Linked DNA regions of Homo sapiens: region 1 is linked to region 2. Evidence: chromatin contacts called from ENCODE Hi-C or POLR2A ChIA-PET data. All regions are on one chromosome and are shown on one strand. The core of a region is the stretch at or near the end of the contact, and the rest is flanking DNA. Distances in the headings are between cores, read along the strand shown. Region 1 holds the start of LINC02577 (long intergenic non-protein coding RNA 2577). Region 2 has its middle 38 kb from the start of LINC02577.

Region 1 (6,320 bases), core at 2,486-4,985, 38 kb after region 2:
TTTATAGTTAGTAAGTGGCCAAGACTTAAATCCAGGTGTGCCTAAATTCAGGGCTTATGGTTTTAGCAACTTTACTAGTCTCATCAATGCAGGAATGGAGGTTACTTGGCATTAACTTATTTTGAGTTTTAATTGAAAACACCCAGATAAAAGTGTTAATATTGCACAGTAGCCACTTAATAATGCTATCTTCTTTCTTACTACAACATTGAAAATTTAGGAGAAACTTGATAGTTGAATTCAAATAATTTAAGAATTGATAAAATCTATGTAACTCAAAACAAAAAAAACTAAGATTACAGTTAAAAATTACACTGTGATATATATATATCATATATATATGATGGAATATAGGCAATGACTTATTTATGTTAAAAGATGGAAGAAACATAGATCAGTGTAGTTAAAGCCCAGTGTAGTTCAACCATATATATATGATATATATATGATGGAATATATATATATATATATCATATATACATAATGGAATTATATACATGATATATATCACATATATATGATGGAATATATATATATATATATATATATATATATATATATATATATATATATATCTCGCAGTTTCTTTATCCACTAATTGATTGATTGGCATTTGGGTTGGTTCCATGATACATATATCATATATACATGACGGAATATATATATCATATAATATATATAATATATATATCATATGATATATATATACATATATTATATATATCATATGATATATATAATACATATATTATATATATATCATATGATATATATAATACATATATTATATATATATCATATAATATATATAATACATATATTATATATATATCATATAATATATATAATACATATATTATATATATCATATAATATATATAATACATATATTATATATATATCATATAATATATATAATATATATATTATATATATATGATGGAACACTACTCAGCCATAAAAAGGAATGAATTAATGACATTCACAGCGACCTGGATGAGATTGGAAACTATTATTCTAAGTGAATTAACTCACGAATGGAAAACCAAACATGGTATGTTCTCACTTATATGCGGGAGCTAAGCTATGAGGACACAAAGACATAAGAATGATACAATGGACTTTTGGGACTTGGAGGGAAGGGTGGGAGCCTGGTGAGGGATAAAAGACTACAAATAGGGTGCAGTATATAGTGCTCAGGTGATGGGCACACCAAAATCTCACAAATCACCACTGAAGAACTTAACTCATGTAACCAAATACCACCTGTACCCCAATAACCTATAGAAAAATAAAATAAAAATGAATGACAAAAAAATTACACTGAGATAAATTTTTGTTCAATAACATGAACATTTTTCTATATTGTGGCTTTCCAACCACGGAATAAACTACCTTGCACAGGAATAAGTTCTGTATCAGCATTTCTATGAGTGGGTAGTTGAACTGAGAGGAGAAATCTCTAGGTGATTTCTCAGTCTTCTAAATCTAAGGTTCAATAAAGAAAACAGTTTAAAGGTTAAGTGGTGCAAAAAGGAATTCCTGAGAATCACTGACTCATAACTGCAAGGAAACTTGTAGTCATCAGCAACATAAGTTAAACAAGTTGTGGTCTAAAGCCTAAGTCTCCTATTTTAATTCTTTTAGGAAGGTAAGAAACCCTCGGAACACTCCACTTATTCTATTTTATTTATCCTCAGAGTGTTTATTGAAGGTACAGCAGTCATCAACATCCCCGTTTTGTTGACTGGAAAATGAAGCAATTCCACAGCCAATGAATGGCAGGGCAAGATGGGAGGTCAGTTCCTGTAGACATCTGGTAATCTTTCCATGACATTACTGTTTTCATCTCAATAGATGATCCCAAGGCTTTTTTTAAAATTAAATATATTTTTAAAGTAATTTTAATTCTCTCATTCATATATATATACACATATATGTAATTTACCACTTGTGAAACACTTAATCACATGATTTTGATCTACATCCATATGGTTCTATGCAAATTCCTTACCAGCTAGTAATTAAGAACCCTGGTTAAATGTAACACTTGTAAAAGCAGTCCTGGAATTTTGGTGCTGGCCTGGCATGGTATAATAAAGGTGCTCATTCCTGGAATGCAGGGTCAAATTCCAGCCTGGCTCTGCCACTGACAAGTCATGGGACCTTGGGCAAGTCAAGCAACCACTGTGCACCTCAATTTCTTGGTTTCTAACATTTGTGAAGGGCTTGAACTACACTGATCTATGTTTCTTCCATCTTTTAACATAAGTAAGTCATTGCCTATTGAGAACTCATGCCTATCAGTTTACTTGTGATGGTCATTTCGTCTTTCACAGCTCAAGGCATGATTTAGTTTATAATTCTATTGATTTTTAATGTTTTTCAGCCAGGTCATATCAGAAGGAACTTTGCATGCATATTTAGCCTGATTTTAGCAATATTTTTAATCTAATAAACTTAACCAAGCAGTCTTGTTGTTGTTGTTGTCGTCAAAATTTGGGGTAAAATTTCAAAAACAGGAATATAACTTTTTAACTTTTCAACTGTACTCATGCATTTTGGTTTAGCAGTATGCTTTTTTCCCCCATGAATTCAGCAATCTTAAAATATGCTATCGCACAAGATACTCATGGGGGATTTAACACCAAATTTTGTTTTGGAACCTATAGTCACTCACTGTTCCAATCTGAAAAATACATAGATGTATCTCAAGTGTATATATTGGTTACCAGCTGGTAGTTTCTCAAATATCTCCATTTCTTTCAGCTGCTTCACACTCACTACCAAGCAAAAAGGTAGGCTTCCTATGAGCAATGATATGAAATAATGTCATAGGTAAATCAAAATAATCTAGATGAAAATAAAATCAGAGTCACAATCCAATTAGTATTTAATATCTCTGTAATTGAGTGTATGCTAATAATCTTTGAACATTTAGTTTCTTAAAACAGAAAAACCAAATACAGGTACATTCATCTCATTCATTACATTTAATTTTCTACTAACAAGAATGTTCAAGTTTTACAGGGCGAGTATCCCTTATCTGAAATGCTTGGGATGAGAAGTGTTTCCAATTTTGATTTTTTCCCAGTTTTGGAATATTTGCATTATACTTACTGGTTGAGCATCCCTAATTCAAAAATCCAAAATCTGAAATGCTCCAATGAGCATTTCCTTTGAGTACCATGTTGGCACTCAAAAATTTCAAATTTTGGAGCATTTCAGGTTTCAGATTTTTTGATTAAGGATACTCAACTTGTACTATCAAACTGGGAGCTCAAACTAGGACATCATTCCAAAGAAACCTTCCAGAATGTCATGACGTCGTAATTAAATGTTTTTGTTACAGAAAGGGGTCTCAGTTCAGAACCCAAGAGAGGGTTCTTGGACCTCACGCAAGAAAGAATTCAAGGCAAGTCCATACAGTAAAGTGAAAGCAAGTTTATCAGGAAAGTAAAGGAATAAAGAATGGCTACTCCATAGGCAGAATAGCGGCATGGGCTGCTCGACTGATGATACTTTTTGTTACTTCCTGATTATATGCTAAACAAGGGGTTGATGATTCATGAGTCTCCAGGAAAGGGGTGGGCAATTCTCGGAACTGAGGGTTCCCGCCTCTGCCCCTGCCGACTTCTTAGACCATATAGGGTAACTTCCTGATGTTGCCATGGCATTTGTAAACTGTATGGCACTGGCGGGAGTGTCTTTAGCATGTTAGCGCATTATATAATTAGTGTATAATGAGCAGTGAGACGACTGGAGGTCACTTTCATCGCCATCTTGGTTTTGGTGGGTTTTGGACAGCTTCTTTACGCATGCTGTTTTATCAGCAAGGTCTTTGTGACCTGTATCTTGTGCCGACCTCCTATCTCATCCTGTGACTAGGAATGCCTTAACCTCCTGGAATGCAGCTCAGTAAGTCTCAGCCTTATTTTACCCACCCCCTATTCAAGATGGAATTGCTCTGGTTCAAAAGCCTCTGACAGGTAGAAATTCAGATGTTAGAATATTTTACCTCCTTAAAATAATTTAAAGGACCAATTACTGTATAGCTTATTTATTTGGATATTTTATATGATGTTTTCTAAACATATAGTATTTGTCAGTGTTTCCAGTGACAAGGTTTTTTGTGAAGGGATTTAGACCAGTGGGGAGCCCAAGGATATTTATTTTGCTGTCGTTCTTGAGTCACTATAAATATTTCAGTTAAGAGTAGTCATAGGAGAGCAAGCAATTGGAGCTATCTGGATTTGAAAGTACTTCAGCTTTCTTCAGCATCCATGCTATCAGTAGCTGCCTAACCTTGCCTTCTGATATTATGCAAGAATTGGACGCTTCTAGCTAACAAACCTTCACTCATGCTGGCTTTTCCCATCCTTTGATCCCTTACCTTGATGCTGCTTTATGATGCCAAAACACCTCAAAGCTTGAACTTGGATAGCATCAAAACATAAAGACAGTACTGAATCAGCTCATGAATCCTCAAAATCAAAAGTCCTTCTCCCCTGTCCGCATGTCCAGCATTTGTGACTTAGTGAATCATAGGGTGGGGAAGTGACTCACAGTCAGCCCAACAGCACTCTTTTTTTCATTAGTTGTTTCTGAAGAATTGTAAAGTTCTGAATTCAAAGCGTGCTTATAAGTTATCGAGATGGACTTTTTCTCCCCTGCAGCATGCCAGAAACTATACAATCCACCCCCTCTGAAGGAGTTTGTTCATTTAAAAAAAAAAAAAGGGTAAGCATGTTTTTAAAATTTAGTTGCAGCAGACAGTACAGAAAACAGTTATTATGGCCACAGCACATGTTGCCTGGGTCTGCTGCTTTTTCTTCTTTCCTATTTTCTCTCATCCCTTTGTTCCACTAAATCCTCCTGCTCCTACCCCCTTTTACCACCACCCCCTCCTCTTCCTCCCTCCTCCACCCTGGATCCCTAGAGAGGGTTGACCTGGGGGCTAGGTAATAATCCCAGAAAGGGCTTGGGATTCCAAATTGCCAGAGATCAAGAAGGCCATCCAGGGAAAACCTGGAAGGACACAGAGTGGTCAGTGTAAATGCATCCACGTGCTCCAAGTGGGCAAAGTAATTGGTTAAAATGTGTAAATGTAAATGCTAAAAATCGAATCTCTATAGAGTGGCCAATGCTATAAAAGGATTACCTTATTCTAAACAATTTTTTCATTCTGTATTTTTCCTGCCAATCTATATATTGTTCATTATTTCACCTTCTCCTTGTTGTTTTCCTGAGCTTTGGGCAAACCTCATCACTTAATGCATGCAATAAATGGGAGTAAGTTCAATTTTTCATCGAGGATAACCATGATAAAAAAAAGAAAGAAGAAATTCACTAATACTACAAACTGTGTTAACCTTGACATGAGAACTTTCAGAGGAGTAGTGGAGGCAAAAGCTTGATTGGAAGGGACTGAAGGGAATGGGAGGAGAAGAATTGAAGGCAGTAAGTATAGACAACCCCAGAAGAATCATTCAGTGAAGAGCAGCAGAGATAGTAGAGCTGGAGGGAGAGTTACAGGTGGATGTGGGGTCAAGAAAGTTTTTAATATAATTAATGTGAGAGAAATAAGAGCATCTTTATATGGTGATAGTAATGATGAGGCCAAGAGGGGAAAAACTGATGACATAGGGGAGGGAGTGTATTAGTCCATTCTCATACTGCTATGAAGAAATACCTGAGACTGGGTAATTTATAAAGAAAAAGAGGCTTAATGGACTCACAGTTCCACATGGCTGGGGAGGCCTCACAATTATGGCAGAAGACAAAGGAGGAACAAATGCACATCTTACATGGCGGCAGGCAAGAGAGCGTGTGCAGGGGAAGTGCCCTATATAAAACCGTCAGATCTTGTGAGACTTGTTCACTATCACAAGAACAGCACAGGAAAAACCTGTCTTCAAGATGCAATTACCTCCCACCAGATCCGTCCCACAACACATGGGGATTATGGTAGCTACAATTCAAGATGAGATTTGGGTGGGGACAGGGCCAAACCATATCAGGGAGTATGTTTGCCTTTGCCAAGCAGCATTAAGGGTTTATGTTCATGAATTTAAGATGGGAGTGGAAGGACTGCTGGAGATGGAGCATGTTAGGGGTTAAATTGTATGCCCCCCTCAAAAAAAAATTTAAGTGTTGAAGTCCTAACCTCTGGTACCTCAGAATGTTACCTTACTTATCCTGACTAGTTAAGATGAGGGGGTGTCCTAATCCAGTGTGACTGGTGTCCTTATAAAAATAGGAAATTTGGGTGCAGACAGGCACACAGGGAGAACACCATGTCAACACGAAGGCAGAAGTTG
Region 2 (6,269 bases), core at 1,874-4,373:
GATAAATTTTATATATTTTTATCATAAGTAAAAATAAAAAAACAAAACTTCTAAAATTTGAATGCTTTTAGAGGGACACTCTACTTCACCTGAGGCCCAACACTAGCCTGATTTACGAGTTTAAATGAACTTTCAGGCCCCCATAAACATTAATTTTGAGTTTGGAATAATGAGAGAATTTAAAAATGAAATAAGATGAACCTGGAGTTCTTATTAAATAGGAATGTGGGATTTAACATTGAGAATGATTCCTTTGTTTGGCAAACATTCATTGAACTCTAGCACCTGGCACTTGCTAGGTACTCCAAATACAAAAGTGATCATCTCAGTTCCTGCCCTCAAAGATTTTATATTCTAAGCAAACTGAATTACAGTATAGTTTAATAAGCATTGTGATCAAGGGCTGTGCAGGTTATCAAGTGCTCCCTCCACAGAAAGGAAGAGCTATGAGAACTGGTAAGATGGGCATGGGAGGATGAAGAAAGATAACCAAAAGGGGCATCTCCTAAACTGAGCATTGTAGGATGAATAGGAGTTATCCAGGGACAATCACATATTTGAGAATTTTCCATTTCTTCTTACGTTGTTGATTTCTAGTTTCATTGCATTGTGGTTAGAAAAGATACCTGGTATGACTTTAGTCTTCTTAAGTTTGTTGAAACTTGTTTTGTAACCAAACATGTGATCTGTCCTGCAGAATGTTCTATGTACACTTGAGAAGAATGTGTTCTGCTGCTATTGGATAGAATGTTCTATGTATGTCTGTAAGATCCATCTGGTCCATGGTATTGTTTCAGTGCAGCACTGTTTTCTTATTTATTTTCTGTCTGAATGTTCTATTGTTGAAAGTGAGGTATTGAAGTCCTCCACTACTATTGTATTGCTATGTCTCCTTTCAAACCTGTCAATGTATGCTTTATATATTTAGGTGCACTTATGTTAAGTGCATATACATTTATAATTGTTATATCTTCCTGATGAATTGTCCCTTTTATCATTATATAGTGACCTTTTTTGTCACTTGTGATAGTTCTTAAGGTCTATTTTGTGTGATATAAGTATAGCCAGCCTGCTATCTTTTGGTTACGTTTGCATGGAATGTCTTTTTCCATCTCTTCACCTTCAGCTTATGTGTGCCTTTGATTCTAAAGTGAGTCCCTTGTAGACAGCACATTGTTAGATCTTGTTGTTTCATCTACTCAGCCACTCTATGTCTTTTGATTAGGAGTTTAATTCATTTATATTTAAAGTAGTTATTTATAAGTAAGGATTTACTACTGTCATTGCTTTCTGTTTTGTATTTCTTTTGTTTCTCTTTCCCTTTTTTCTGTTTACCTTTGTGATTTATTGACTTTTTATAGTGATTTGCATTGATTCCTTTCTCTTTTTTGTGTGTGTATGTCTACTATGGGAATTTTCCTTGTGGTTACCTTGATTGCATGAAACACAGTAGTCTATTTTAAACTGATAACTTGTCTTCCACTGTATACAGAAACTCTATATCTCTCACACACACACTTTATATTATTGATGTCACACTTTAAATCTTTTTTTTTTTTTTTTTTTGATACATGATCTTGCTCTGTCACCTAGGTTGAACATGGCTCACTGCAGCCTCAACCTCCTGGGCTTAAGTGATCATCTTGCTTCAGCCTCCCAAGTAGCTGGGACTACAGGCCTGTGCCACCACACCCAGCTAATTTTTTTGTTTCTTTTGTAGAGACAAAGTCTTGCCATGTTTCCCAGGCTGGTCTCCAGCTCCTGGGCTCAAGCAATCTTCAGCCTCCCAAAGTGTTAGAATTATAGGTGTGAGCCACTATACCCAGCTTCTATCTTCTTTTAATATTGTATATCTATCCATAAATTTTCATATTTATAGTTATTTTTTAAACTTTTTTCATTTAACTTTTATACTAGAGCTAAATGTATCCACCAACATTACATTACCACAGTTTTCTGTGTTGGTCAATGTATTTACTTTTACTACTAAGTTTTATACTTTCGTGTGCTTTCATATTGCTGTTTAGTGTCCTTTCATTTCAACTTGAAGAACTCCACTTAGTATTTCTTGTAAGACAGGTCTAGTGGTAATGGAATTTCTCCATTTTTTGTTTGTCTGGAACATTTTTTATTTCTCCCTCATTTCTGAAGGACAGTTTTGACAGGTAATGTATTTTTGGCTAGCAGGGTGTTTTTCCCCCACTACCCCCACTCAGCCCTTTGAATAGATTACCTCACTCCCTTCTGACCCACAAGGTTTCTGCTGAGAAATCCACTGACAGTCTTATGGGGGCTTCTCGTAAATGATGAGTCACTTTTCTCTTGTTTTTTAATTTTTCTTTGTCTCAGCTTTTGATAATTGGATTATAATATGTCTCTGTATATAGGGTTCATCCAATTTGGGATTTTTTTAAGCTTCATGAATCTGGCTATTTATCTCCCCAGATCTTGGAAGTTTTCAGCCATTATTTCTTTAAATAGGCTTTCTTTTTTTTTTCACTCTTCTCCTTCTGGGATTCCCGTAATGCATAAACTGTTTCACTTTATAGTGTCCCATAATTCCCTTAGGCTTTATTCACTGTTTCCATTCTTTTTCATTTTGCTCTCCTGGCTGGATAATTTTAAATGACCTGTCTTCTAGTTTCCTGATTATTTTTTTCTGCTTGATCAAGTCCACTATTGAAGCCCCTTAGTGAATTTTTAAGATCAGTTATTATATTCAGCTTCAGAATTTCTGTTTGGTTCTTCATAATTTCTGTTTCTGTTGATATTCTTAGTTTGTTCATGTATCATTTTCCTGATTTCTTGTAGTTGTCTATCTGTGTTCTCTTGCAATTTGCTGTGCTTCTTTAAGACGATTATTTGAATCCTTTGTCCGGCAGTTCATAAATTTACATTTCTTTATGATCAGTTACTGGAGATTTCTTTCGTTCTATTAATTGTGTTACATTTTCCTGATTCTTCATGTCCTTGTAGCTTTGCATTGGTGTTTGTACACCTGAAAAAACAGTCCCTTTTCACAGTCTTTACAGACTGGCTTTGATTAGGAAAGGCCTTCATCAATCAACTCAGCTAGAGATTCAGGGCCCTCATTCCTAGCTGCTCTAGGTATTCAGCGTTTTTCTTTCAGGAGCCCATATCTCTTGCTCCCTCTGGTGTTTGACTGTGTCTGTTCCATCAGTGATCTGTGTGAGGCAAGATCGAAACTGGCCTCTCAATCAGCACTGTGAAAGGCTTCTTTCACAGTTTCCTTTCTTTCCCTTCTTTCCTAAGGGAGAAGCCTCAGTTATGCGCATTATCCCAATCTCTCAGAGCCATGCCAGCAACACCTGCCCCAGGAATCTGGACTATTTCATTTTCTTCACTCCTTGTGACGCAGAGCATAAACCAGCCCTTTGGCAACAGCTGCCAAATTATCATTTTTAGGGAAGCAGTGTGGTAACTGCCGAACCATCACCTGAGGGACACCTGACATTCCTGGTGGGTTGGGGGAGAGCCTTCTCCTGCCCTGCTCATGCCTGTCTAGTTACTGTAACAATACCAATCTTTTCAACACTCTGTGTGTGCTAAACTAGCCCCTTGGGGAGCATCTTGAAAGGCTGGGAACCATTGGACATTTTCCCCACTCTCCCCCACTCCCCACAAAGGAGGAGTCACTGAACTGTGCTGATTTGGGCAAGGGGCTGATGTAGATAAAGTGAAATTCATTTTGTTATCTGTTTCAGCACAGCTGCTCTTGGTTTTGTGCCTATCCAAGGGTACTGCAAGCTGTTAATTAGAATTAGTCTTCTCATAAAGGTATTTTGTTACTTACATCATTATTAAATCTGTGTTTCTGTAGAAGAATGAGGGCTGGGACTTCCTATTCTGCCATCTTGTGGACATCATTCTTCTATGCTGTTATTCTCCAACATCATTTTTCATGGCTACATGGTAGCTGTATTTAACTGTTCCCATATTATTCGACATTTGGTTGTTTCCTAGTGTGTTATTATGAATATTCTCATAGACAAATAATTCATAATTGTTTATTAGGAGTACATTTCTATGTGTTCAAAGGACATGAATGTTTTAAAGACATTTGATACACATTATCACATTGTCCTCCAAAAAAACTGTACTAATATCCACCCCTGTTGGTCCAGTGAGAAAGTTTTATTTCTCTGAATATTTATCAAAACTGGCTATTATCTGGATGACGCTGGAAACCATCATTCTCAGCAAACTATCGCAAGGACGAAAAACCAAACACCACATTTTCTCACTCATAGGTGGGAATTGAACAATGAGAACATATGGACACAGGAAGGGGAAGATCACACACCAGGGCCTGTTGTGGGGTGGGGGGAAGGGGGAGGGATAGCATTAGGAGATATACCTAATGCTAAGTGACGAGTTAATGGGTGCAGCACACCAACATGGCACATGTATACATATGTAACAAACCTGCACATTGTGCACATGTACCCTAAAACTTAAAGTATAATTAAAAAAAACTGGGTATTATCATTTAAACGATACTTGCTATAAGTAAAAATTCATACCTTCTAATTGTTTTAATTTGTATTTTTCTGTCATTTAAGGTTGAATTCAATTTGTGAGTGTTTACTGGATATTTGTGTTTATTTGTATGGGCGAATTCCCTCAGGCTCCCCACAAGTTTTTTTACATTGTTGATTTGTAAGGGCTTTAAAAAACATATTGAATATACTAGGTGTGGTGGCTCACGTCCAACACTTTGGGAGACCAAGGTGGATCACTTGAGCCCAAGAGGTCAAGGCTGCAGGGAGCCAAGATTGTGCCACTGCACTTCAGTCTGGGTGACAGAGTGAGACCCTGTCTCAAAAAAAAAAAAAAAAAAAATATATATATATATGTATAAAATGTGTGTGTGTGTAGAACATATTAATCCTTCTTCTGTATTATGTATTCCAAATGTATGATTCCAGTTTTTCATTTGACTTGATTTTGTTTGTGCAGATTATCTGCTGATCAGAACTGTTTTCATTTTAAATAATCAAATCTCTCAATTTTTTTAAAATTTTGCCATTAAGCATAGAAATAACTTCTTTACACAGATATCTTTTCTATATTTTTATTGTTCACATTTATATTCTTAATACATGTGGAGTTGTGTGTTCTAAAGCAGAAAACTTTTCTAAATGATAAGCCAATTGTTACAGCATCATTTATTGAAAGTCCCTTCCTGTCCTCATTGATTTAAAATGCTACTTTGTCACAATTGCAAAAATATGGAACCAGCCCAAATGCCCATCAATTAATGAGCAGATAAAGAAAATATGGTGTATAATACATGGAATACTGAAAATATTATATACTCAGCCATAAAAAGGAACAAAATAATGGCATTTGCAGCAACCTGGATGGAACTGGAGACCATTATTCTAAGTGAAGTAACTCAGGAATGGAAAACCAAACATCATACGTTCTCACTCATAAGTGGGAGCTAAGCTGTGAGGATGCAAAGGCATAAGAATGACACAGTGGACTTTCGGGACTTGGGGCAAAGCGGGGAAAGAGGGTGAGGGATAAAAGACTACACACTGGGTGCAGTGTACACTGCTTGGGTGACGGTTGTTCCAAAATCTCAGAAATCACTGCTAAAGAACTTATTTGTGTAAAAAAAATTTAAAATAAAATAACTGCTATTTCATCATATACTAATTTTTTATGTAGAGTTCAGTGTTTCTACATTTTCTCCATTACGCTATTAATTTATTTACTCTTGCACCAACAGTGTACCATTTTCATTATTTTTGCTCTATAGTATTTACCTGGAGTCAACCAAACTGTAAAGTTTAATGGCACAGTCTCCAAGACTACCCTCACCTCTGACACTGACTGCAAGTTTGAGGGGTTTGCAAAATGACCCTCAGATTTAATAATTCTGTAGAGTGATTTACAGAACTCACTGGAAGCTATTATATTCACAGTTATAGTTTATTACACAGAAAGAATACAGATTAAAATTAGACAATGGAAGACAGACACAGGGTAGAGTCTGTGAGTGTTCCAAATGCAAAATTTCCATTGTCCTCACCATGGAGTCAGGACACATTACCCTCCTGGCATCAATGTGTGACAATATGCATGGAGTATTGCCAACTGGGAAAGATATCCAAACTCAGTGTCTAGAGTTTTTACTGGGTCTTTGTTATGTAGGCATGATTGATTGATTCCCCATGTGGCTGAACTCAGTCTCAAGGTGGACTGATACCAGATGACCAAGGCCTCCACCGTAAATCACA

The links. A loop is a pair of places that touch in the nucleus more often than their neighbours do. ChIA-PET counts read pairs that join two places held with the same protein, here RNA polymerase II (POLR2A). Pooled maps may share reads with other maps.
Region 1: a loop to region 2 is called in a map of Calu3, with 4 times the contacts of the local background. The contact joins the promoter of LINC02577 here to the enhancer-like site in region 2. A Hi-C loop is called at or near these places in 5 of 168 maps with a recorded cell type or tissue (Calu3, K562, MCF 10A and 2 more), 1 of 37 single-sample maps with no recorded cell type and 10 of 50 pooled maps. POLR2A ChIA-PET finds 5 or more read pairs at or near these places in 2 of 52 experiments (K562 and PC-9).

The regions. Positions count from the first base shown.
Region 1 is chr7:106,771,283-106,777,602 of GRCh38, forward strand. LINC02577 (long intergenic non-protein coding RNA 2577) reads left to right here and starts at 3,736. Exons shown (of 5, transcript NR_170304.1): 1 at 3,736-3,918. RefSeq lists enhancers at 3,401-3,695, 3,807-5,006.
Region 2 is chr7:106,733,553-106,739,821 of GRCh38, forward strand. No RefSeq gene overlaps it. Among named protein-coding and RNA genes, the nearest start is that of LINC02577, 38 kb to the right of the region's middle. Within about 2 kb of position 3,124, at least 3 of the 41 ENCODE cell types and tissues checked have a DNase peak (open chromatin) inside an H3K27ac peak, as active enhancers do.